Regions from separate parts of the Homo sapiens genome. Here region 2 is linked to region 1. The links are chromatin loops, found by intact Hi-C in ENCODE. Cell type or tissue: Calu3. All regions are shown on one strand. Links, peaks and the distances in the headings refer to the core of each region. The heading gives the core; the rest is flanking DNA. Region 1 overlaps LOC105371230 (a long non-coding RNA gene). Region 2 has its middle 52 kb from the start of GJA8.

What was found. Hi-C counts contacts between places; a loop is a spot of excess contacts. Peaks named below come from ENCODE experiments on the same cell type or tissue, not always from the same donor. Only the 100,000 strongest peaks of a DNase experiment are listed, where the experiment ranks them.
Region 2: it touches region 1 in a loop (4-fold over the local background); 1 of 110 quality-filtered maps calls a loop at or near these places.

The regions. Positions count from the first base shown.
Region 1 is chr1:147,721,855-147,727,242 of GRCh38, forward strand. All of the region lies in intron 2 of LOC105371230 (a long non-coding RNA gene), which reads right to left. All of the region lies in intron 1 of LOC102723321 (a long non-coding RNA gene), which reads left to right. Among named protein-coding and RNA genes, the nearest start is that of GJA5, 36 kb to the right of the region's middle. In Calu3, for the core only: no CTCF peak of the experiment used is centred there; a DNase peak (open chromatin) is centred at 2,247.
Region 2 is chr1:147,848,288-147,853,675 of GRCh38, forward strand. No RefSeq gene overlaps it. Among named protein-coding and RNA genes, the nearest start is that of GJA8, 52 kb to the right of the region's middle. In Calu3, for the core only: no CTCF peak of the experiment used is centred there; a DNase peak (open chromatin) is centred at 3,094.

The DNA of each region.
Region 1 (5,388 bases), core at 178-5,177:
CCCAGCACACACTCCATAGGTGGTGTGGCCAGAATGCAAATTCTCATGCCTGGGTGCTAATCCCATGCTTATTTCATTGCATCAGGAAGGCCTGGGGGGAAATTTCCACATTCAGAGAGTTCTTGGGTAATGGGGAGAGATGAGAGAGATTGGGTAGTGCCATTTGAGGCCAGTCAGAGGTCTTATGGCTCATTCAGGAGACACAAGGCTCTGAGCTTCCTATGTTCTGACAGGGTCAAAGTTTCCCTCACCAATTCTCCCCACATGGCTTCTTAGCCAGACTTCTTCAAAGAGGCTGATCGCAAACCACCTTACCTCATGACAGCCCCCCAGACATCCCTGCATGCCTCCCAGCAGAATATTTCAGGTGGGCAGCTTAGCCATCAGGGGAGGGGACTGCAGCTGCTGAGGACAGCTGAGCTCCAGTCCTTGCTGTTCTATTGGCTGCCCAGTGAGTGGAGAAGGTGATGGGGGTGGGGCGATGTCCTTAGGGAGGAGGGTTAGAGGAAGCTCCCAGATGGGACACCACCACAGGAGGCTGTGATCACACTGACTGAAGGAAGTAGCAGGTCCCATTCAGTCCCTGACCTGGGGACAGTCTCAGAAGGGAACAGTCTCATGAGTCCAATTTTAAAGAATTGCTGAATTGTCTGAAATAATGGATTTGGAATTTTTTTCCACTTGGGATAGTAAATTCCACCAAGAGAGGAAATAACTTATAAATGATTAACATTGGCATAAGTTAATATTTCTGATTGCAGGACCTTGTCAAATGGAAGGCCGCGTAGGATTTGGAGAGGGGAGAAAGGGAAAAGAGAAAAAATACTCTGAGTAGGGGACCCTGCTAATGAGAGAGCAAGCCTGTTGGGTGGTAAGGATTGAAGTGGGGATGATGGGATGAAATCTATGAGGGTTCAGGGGGCTCCTAGAATCCTAGGAATATGGAGGATCTGAGGGGAAAGAGAATACATTGGTTGAGAACATACCATGTGCCAGGTACTCAGCTAAGCAGAGTAGATACAATGAGTAAATCTAAGTTTCTGACCTTTCAGAATCCACAGTCTGAGACTGAGGGGAAAAAGGTACATTTCAGTAGAAGGTGTGAACCACTATGGTGGTTACAAGCATGGCACTGAACCAGCCTGCTTGGATCTGAATCCCAGTTCTGCCACTTATTAGTTGTATGGCTTTGGGCGAGAGTCTTAACCTCTCTGTTTCCATTTCTCCATCTATAAAATAGGGATAATAGTAGTAGCTACTCATAGGGTTGTTGTGAGGAAAGAATGAGTTAATACACATACAAAGTGCCTCAACCAGTACCTGGAATAAAATAAACACTATTGTAGGGTCCTCCAACTTCCCCCACTTTTTCTCTGGTCCTGCCGGGAAACGTAGAACACTTGCACCACTCTCCCAGCCAGATATATGTTTTCTCCTGCAGGCTTGAACCCAAGTGGGGCCCTTGAACATTTCCAGGCACCGATAAAGGTGTTTGCATTTTTGCCCAAAACCCTGAAAGAGACTAGCCCCAGCCCCGAGTCAAACTCCTTAAACCCTCTTATAAGCTCCATACCCTGACTTTCTCATTGCAGACATACCTAGGTAGGACATCCCTTGTCTCATTGTCCTTCGGGAGGATGCTCTCCAGCCCCCCTCTGTAATACAGTTCACCTGATACAGTAAATGCTTTTAACTAATCACCTTGACATTTTAGTACTTCTTTCTTTGGAATCCCAACTGGCCCCATCCTGGAATCATTTGGGGCAGTCCCTTGCAGGAACTCCTCTGCCCCTGCTTTTGGGTGACTCCAGCTGTGGGTTCAGCCACAGAGGCTGACATCAGGTTTTGTCACAGAGGCAGGCATCAGGTACTATGGGAGAGGTGACCAGAGAAATCTCAAGAGGCAAGTTTGTCCCCTACACAACCGGGAATTTTTCTGTGCCTTTGCCTTTGTTTCCCTTTTTCTTTCCTAGGTCTCTACCGAATCACTTGCTTCCTCACCCCGCCCTGCAGGGCCAGTGATGTGCCATCACAAGCCAGTGCAGTAAGTGCCTGACACTCCCAATGCCCCTTTGATAAGGAAGGCTCTGCCTCCAGGAAACAGAAGCTGTCTTTATCTTTTATTCCTGTCCAGTGTGCTTTCCTTCAGCCATCTCCTTTAATCATCCACATTGTCCACCTGAGCCCCAGTTCTGAGGTCCTTTCCCTGGGACCCTTGAGGTTCTCACACAGTCTGGGCAGTGGGTGTCGCTGGTCTCCAGCTTTTCCTGCTCTTAGCGATCTGCAGTAGTCTCTTTCCTCCTAGGTGCAGTGTGCTCTGGTTCCCTGAGCCATCCAGGGATGTTAGGAAGATCAGGAACCAAAGACAAGTTCAGGGAAGGAAACAGAATGTCTTAGGGCTCTTCAGAAGCCCTAAGAGCACGAGCCTAGAGATATGGATATGGCTCACCCTGACTGCCTCTAGCTCGTCAGGTGACCCAGCACCTCACTCCACCTCAGTTTCCTTTCCTAGATGTAAAGTGAGAGGGTTGGATGAGGTCAGTAGTTTGCAAACTTTTCTCTACCATGGAACTCTTTTACTATTTCTCTTTGCATGGACTTTATGTTTGAAAAGATTTGATCAGCTCAAAACACCCTGCCATTTAATAAATTATTTTTCCATTTTTTAAAATTTATTTTTATTGTATATATTTAAGGTAAACAACATGATGTTTTGATGTACATATACATAGTAAAATAATTATTACAGTCAAACAAATTAATACATCCACCACTCTCCATAGTTACCCCCATCCTTTTTTTGTGGTAAGAGCCCCTAAAATCTACTCTCTCAGTGAATTTTCAGTACACAGTACAATAATGCATTATTACTATAGTCCTCATGCTGTACATTAGGTCTCTTAGTCATTCTACCTAACTGCAAATTCCTACCCTTTGACCTGCTTATCCCCATTTCCTCCCTCCCCACTCCTGGTAACCACTCATCTACTGTTTCTATTTTTTTAACTTAACATATTTTTTAGGTTCTGTATATAAGTAAGGTTATACAGTATTTTTCTATGTCTGTCCTATTTCACTTAGCATAATGCCCTCCGCATTTATCCGTATTGTCACAAATGGCAATACCTTCTTTTTAAAGACAGAATAATACTCCATTGTGCATGTGTGTGTGTGTGTGTCTGTGCATATATATATCCATATACATATATATATATCCATATACATATATACATATATATCCATATACATATATACATATATATCCATTTTAAAAATCCATTCATCCATCAATGAGCACTTAAGTTGTTTCCATATCTTGGCTCTTGTGAATTAATATGGGAGTGCAGCTATCCCTATGAGGTGCTGATTGCCTTTCCCTTGTATAGATACTCAACAGATAGATCATTTTCCATCCTTTATTACTCAAAGACTTAAATCAGCAAGAGAAAGGAATTTTGTAACACAGAATTGACAAAACCTTAACTAAAGCAAACGTGAATAAGCCTGCCTTTTCAAAAGCTTTTGTATAATTGCTAGTAAACGCACGATTTCCACTAGACTTTTTTGAAATATTGAAAATAGCACTGGCTCTGCCATTGGCCCTTTAGTGTAAACCTGAGCATCTAAGGTCTCTGGGCTGGAAGAATTTCACTAGATGATTTCTCAAGTCCCTTCCACTGCAAAAATGTTCTAAATCTATGATCTCCTTGTGTCAATAGTGAGTTGATGCGAGCTGGAGGTTGGAGGTCCATACAAAAGGGGCATGTTAGGGCTGGCTGCAGCTCTGTGTTTAGTACAGTCTTCCTCCATTTTGATGCTATCATTCAAAATTGGGGTTACTTTCACCGGGGTTGGGTTGAAGTCTATCTTTACTGAGTTTATGAAACAAGTTTACCACAGTAAATATGTCAAAACTCCCAGTAGGCTGGATGTGGTAGCTCATGCCTGTAATCCCAGCACTTTGAGAGGCCGAGGTGAAAGGATCGCTTGAGCTCAGGAGTTCAAGACCAGCCTGGGCAACATAGTAAGACCCCATCTCTACAAAACAAACAACAACAACAAAAAGCAAAACTCTCAGTAGCTTGTGAGGGTTGTTGGTAATGACATGGGAAGCACAGCATTTCCTAGCATTTAACCTCTCCAGTCCCATGTATGTACCCATGAAAATGATATCCCAATAATGTATCATTTTTGCCATCTGAAATATTTTAACTTCCTTGGAAATTTTATAGCACTGACAAAACCACGTATTAATTGATCCAATCTATTTTGAGCCAGGAGCTGTGCTAGGCATTGCTGGGAGGGCTACTGAAGTATATAATAAGGTAAGCTTAACTGAATTTTTACAAAAATGTTTTTTAGCAGATAAGTCTTTGCAAATCATATGCATTACAGAGGTTTTGTTCTCATTCTCACTCCTAGGGAAACACAAAAAGAGATGGAGCAGTAAACAGAGAATCAAAGGGATCTGGGGGAGGTAAAGTCTGCTTGCTGTTGCCACGGAAGCAGACCTAACAAAGAAGTTAGGACAAACGGCTTCTGCTGTGTGAGGTGGGGGTCCACTTCCTCTGTACTGGCTGGGCATCATTAGTTAGTAGAGATATAAAAAAATATGCTGAATGCAGACCAGAAATGATTCAATAAGTCCATGAAAGAAATATTTATTACACACCTACCATATGCCAAGCATGTGTAGGAATACAATGGCAAATATGTCATGGTCCTTGTCTTCAAGGAGTTCTGAAACCAAAGAAGTCACATAGGGAAATACGCACCCCTGGGTGAAAAGTGCCACAGGAGTACCAGGCAACACAGGGAAGGGAATGGCTAATTCCGTTGTGGGTTACTGGGGCCACCTCACAGAGGAAGTGACATTGAGGCTGGGCCTTGAAGTAAGTTTTAGCCTAATTACAAAGGGCTTCGAAGGCATAGAGAGCCATATGACAAACTTGTGAACACTCATTATCAGAGGTGGCTGGACTTGAGTGGGGGAAAGGTGAAAACGAAGAGAAACTAGTATTGGGCCAGAGTGAGAAAAATCTGGCACTGTTACAAGTCATCACTTTACTTAAAATAAAAATATTTATTTTCCCCAGGATTCAGGGGTGTGTGGTTCTCAGGAGACTATTTAGCCAATGATTGGACAGACATTCAGTAATCATGAAAAACAAGCTGTTATTTTAGATATTAATAGTTAACAGGTAAGAAGTTCTATTTACAAGCATTTTTAATTTGTCTTAAAAAATAATTTTAGAATTTCTATAAATCACCCATTTTTAGTTATGTAAGGCATAAAAGTATTTTTTAAAATTGAATATGCTTCCAATATGCCACAGGAATAGGTTTGATTTGACAAACAGATTTGTCAAGTAGACAAAGGACAAATAT
Region 2 (5,388 bases), core at 274-5,273, 130 kb after region 1:
TAAGGACTCCTGGGAAGCAGACATCAAGTTCTGAGAAGAGGATTGCAGAGAAGTTTGCATGGCCTGAATGGGGAGTGTAGACCCTCAAGGGATGCCTGAATCTGTTGTTGTAAAATGTTTTAAATCAATCATTTAAAAAATTTATTTAATAACTAGCCTCTCTCCTAATACCCAATTTGTACTTGCTTCACTTATGAAAAGCCATTTGAATATTTACCTTCCAAATCAGATCATTCTGAGCATCCAGTCAGTAGTTACACTATGAAAAACTTGTTAACAGGCAAGAGAGGCTATAGTTTATAGCCAGCACCTGGTAGCTGGGAACAGTGAGCTATGACAGATGCAGGGGGAGGGGATGTGTCCTGTTTCAGGGGCTGATCGTTGATACCAGATCCTGCTCCCCAAATCACACCTCTCAAATATTAGCTCAGCGTAGATGGCATCCACACCTCCTCTCTCTCATAGTAAGGGAATCAGGGGCATCTCCAGGTGTATACTCCACCTAGCTCTCAGCATCATTCACTCCATTTTGTTCTCCTAAGTTCTCCTAGGAATCTTCCACTAATATATTTTAGTGTGGCTCCAGGGAATAAAAGAGACAAAACCAATGGCTTACTGAGAATAATATTTTAAGTGATATTTAATGCTTCAGATAATTGGTCATAACAAGATAAAAGGTCAGTTTACCAAATTATAGATACAATGTTATCCCAACACTATAAAAATATACTGTTACGTATATATGTATATGCAAAAGAAAATACATGAAAATATTAACCTGGTTAATATTAACATTAACAATGGATATCTCTGCGCACTGAGACTGAGGGTGACTTCTGTTAGCTTTCCTCAAGTCCATTCACTTCTCTCCAGGTCTTTGGCATCACCTAGTCATGTCACTATCATCTCCCTCCTGATCTTCTACAGTAACCTCCTAAATGATCAGCCTGCAGCTGGTCTTACCAATTCACTCCCCACACAGAATCAAGACTGAACTTCTTCAAATGCAAATCTGGTGACCATGGAGACAGGATGACAAACTGGCACCAGCTGCTTGCTCCTTCCATGAAACCCAACCCTAGAGATGTCCAAGAAGCAAACGTGAGCTTATTAGATTCAATGCTTATTGCAAAAACTATTTTTTTGGTTTGTATGCTTGTTTGTTGATTGGTAGGGAGTTAAAGGTTGGTTAGGTTTTGGAGTTGTCACAAGGACAGAAAATGGCAGCCTACAGCAGACAAGGGCTAGAAACTTTGGACAGTATATTAGCTTCCTATTGCTGTGTAACAAATTATTGCAAATTTAGCACCTTAAAACAACATACTTTTAGCGTCTCTCAGTTCCTGTGAGTCAGGCATCCAGACATGGCTCAGCTGGGCCCTTTGCTCAGGGTTTCACAAGTCTGTGATCAGTGTCTGGACTGCATTTCTTTCTGGAGCTCCAAGTTCTCCTTCTCAGCTCATATAATTGTCAGCAGAGTTAGTTCCTTGCGTTTGTAGGACAGAGGTCCCTGCTCTCTTGCTGGCTGTCAGTAAGGGCCACTGTCAGCTCCTAGAGGCCCCCACAGTTCCCTGTCATATGGCTTTCTGACAACCTGGCCACTTACTTCTTCAAAGCCAGCAGGGAAGCTCACTCTATCTCCATCTTACTAAGATGGAATCTTATATAATGTAATATAATCACAGTGTGACTATTCCACCATATTCACAGGTCCTACCCACATTCAAGGGGAGGAGACTATAAAGGGTGTGTATACCAGGAGACAGGAATCCTGGGGATCATCTCAGAATTCCACCTACCACAATTTGACCTCTGGCCTCCAGTAATTCATATTCCTCCCACATGAAAAATACATTCACCTTATCTGTTACAGGCTAAATTGTGTCGCGCAAAATTCATACATGAAAGTCCTAACTCCCAGTATGTGACTGTATTTGGAAATAGAGTCTTTAAAGAAGTAATTAAAGGTCGGGCGCAGTGGCTCACACCTGTAATCCCAGCACTTTGGGAGGCTGAGGCAGGCAGATCACGAGATCAGGAGATCAAGACCATCCTGTCTAACATGGTGAAAGCCTGTCTCTACCAAAAATACAAAAAACTAGCCGGGTGTGGTGGCACACATCTGTAGTCCCAGCTACTCAGGAGGCTAAGGCAGGAGAATCGCTTGAACCCAGGAGGCGTTGATTGCGGTGAGCCGAGATCACGCCACTGCACTCCAGCCTGGACAACCGGGTGAGACTCCGTCTCAGAAAAACAAAAATAAATAAATGAATAAATGAATAAATAAATAAATAAATTTAAACACAGAATGACTCAAAATATACGTTTGCTTGTTTTTGAAAAAAAAAAGAAGTAATTAAATTGAGATCCTTAGGATGGGCCCTAATGTAACATGACTGGTGTCCTTATACAAAGTAGAAATTTGGGCATAGATGTATACAAAAGGAAGACCGTGTGAAGACACAGAGAGAGACAGGCATCTATAAGCCAAAGATATGGGCCCTCAGGAAAAAAAAAAAACCCTGCCAATACTTTCATTTCAGACTTCTAACATCCAGAATTGTGAGAAAAATCATTTCTGTCATCCAGGTCACCCAGTTTGTGGTACTTTGATTTGGCAGCCCTAGCTGACTAATACACCATCCCAGCATCTTCATCCCATTACATCATCAGCAAAATCTCTTCATCAAATCTCATCTCATCAGCTCAAAATCCAAAATCTCATTATCTAAATCATATAACTCAGGTACAGACAGGGATCCTGGGTACAGTCTATTAAGTACAATTCCTGGGGCACAATTTCTCTCCATTTAAGAACCTGTAAAACTTAAGAGACAAATTATCTACCCACAAGGTACCCAACATACAATGTTCAGATAGACATAGGATAATTGCTATAGACATCCTGGTTCAAAAATGGGAGAGATGAGAGATAAATAAAGGAGTCACCTGTCCATCACAGTATTGAAATTCAGCCAAGCAAATATTACATTTCCTTGATTAAGTTTCAAGGAATGGGAATAGAGACTGTTTAGCTCTCTAACCTCTGAACTCTGCACTCTGGTCTCTGAGTCATCTTTCCTTTTTGACAAAAGGTAGCTCATGTTTGCAGCTGAGTCATTTTAATCAGTCCACTTTCTGCCAGTAGCTCAGAGTCCTCTTTCAAGCCTGGTGTAGAAAGCTAGAACTAGCATATAGAGTGAGGAGGGCATATTTGCAGGTGAGGGGCTAGCAACGAAAATAGGAGATTGGTCTCGTACAGGAACACTGGTCACATAATTAAATATATTAAAGATATTGAGAGCCAGGTTTCTTACCATCAGAAAATGGATTAACAAATATGAAAAATGAGAAATATAGAATGAACTCTGTGGTTTTGGATTGGAATTGGAAGTATCCGTTTGCAATATATAGAGAGAAATATAAAAATATAGATATAAACGTGTGTGTATATCTATATATATTTCTTAGCTATGTCCACTGAGAAGTCCTGGGAAGTGAAACACCCCAAAAGCAAGAACCAAACCTGTTGCCCAGATGCGGGCTTCTCAACATCATTCTCTACTTGAAGGAACCAGGCCTCTTCAGAGAAATGTCTTGAGTTTAAGGCTTGGGCAGGGAAAGTATGAGGTGAGCTCATAACATTTTTTCCCCTCAGAAGGCAAGAAAGTACTCAAAGAATGATAGGACTATATCAAAAGCACACAAACACCAGCTTGAAGAGGCTTCCAATGGCCAAACTGGAGACAATTTGAGTATCAAAGAATGATAGTAACAGATCATAATTCATTGAATAAAATAGGAAACCATGAGCCCATACAGGTATAAAACAATAAATAAATTAATTAAAAGTTTGTTCAGGAATAGAATAGTTACAAAGCTTCAACATTTTTCACACAAAATATTCATTAATTACAAAAAGAAGTAACTTGAAACCGGAGACTAGTAGACATCATCTTAATAAAGCAACTCTTGGCTGGGAGCGGTGGCTCATGCCTCTAATCCCAGCACTTTGGGAGGCTGAGATGGGTGGATCACCTGAGGTCAGGAGTTTGAGACCAGCCTGGACAACATGGTGAAACTGCATCTCTACTAAAAATACAAAAATTAGCCAGGTGTGATGGTGCGTGCCTGTAATCCCAGCTACTCAGGAGGCTGAGGTAAGAGAATCACTTGAACCCTGGAGGCAGAGGTTGCAGTGAGTCAAGATCACGCCACTGCACTCCAGCCTGGGCAACAAGAGCAAAACTCCGTGCCAAAATAAATAAATAAATAAATAAATAAATAAAGCAACCAAAATTGACATCATCAATAATGGGAAAAATTGAAGTTTTGCACTACCTGGCATGATGCACTGAGAAGAACACAGTATCACTTCTATGTTATTCTTTCCAAAGATGCATAACCCAAGTCTATTCTGAGGAAACAGCAGATGGCTCTGAATTGAGAGACATTCTACAAAATAACTGGCCTACAATCTTCGAAAGTGGCAAGGATATGACAGTCAAGGAAAGATGAGGAACCATTTCAAATTGAAGTTAGCCAAAGATGTGATACATGCAGCATTTTGAACTGGATCCTCTTGCTATAAAGAGTATTATTGCAACACTTGGCAAAACTTGGAATGGGATCTGATAAAAATGATTCATCAAGGTTAATTTTCTTTTTTCTTTTTTTTTTCTTTTTTATTTAAGTCACAGGATTTCACTCTGTCACCCAGGCTGAAGTGCAGTGGCACAATCACAGCTCACTGCAGCCTCAACCTCCCAGGCTATAGTGATCCTCCTGCCTCAGCCCCCTGAGTAACTGGGAATTGTATTGTATATACTATATATAGTCTATATAAGCATATGGAAGAATGTCTTTGTAGGAAATAAACACTGAAGTTTTTGGGATAATAGGGAATCAGGTTAGCAGCTTATTCTCAAAGGGTTAAGGAAAAACAGTTACTTCTACCATACTTGTACGTTTTTAGTGTGACTGTAATCCTTTAAAAATATTTAATTTAAAAGTATACTAATAAATAAACGGGCCATGGTTTGACTACTTTTGGGCAGGCTGTCCTCTCACTCCAGCTTGTAGGCCATTTCAGGGCCTGTTGGGTTGGAGACCAATAGTTCGTTGCCAGTCTCAGGCAGGAAAATTGAACTGATTTTGTCCATGCATCAGCAGCTGCCTGAACGTGGCTCAAGATTTCCTGCCTGGCCACATTTCTGGTTAAACTTCACTGACAAATCATTCTCACTGCTCTCAAAATATTTCCCCATGTGTAACGGAGTCACCAAATCAAAGACTTAGGTCTGGCTCTAAAATCTCTCACATTCTTTAGACTACAGCTCTCTGTCTGTCCCTGAATCTTCCTAAACCAGCCAGGCACCCAGGGCTCCT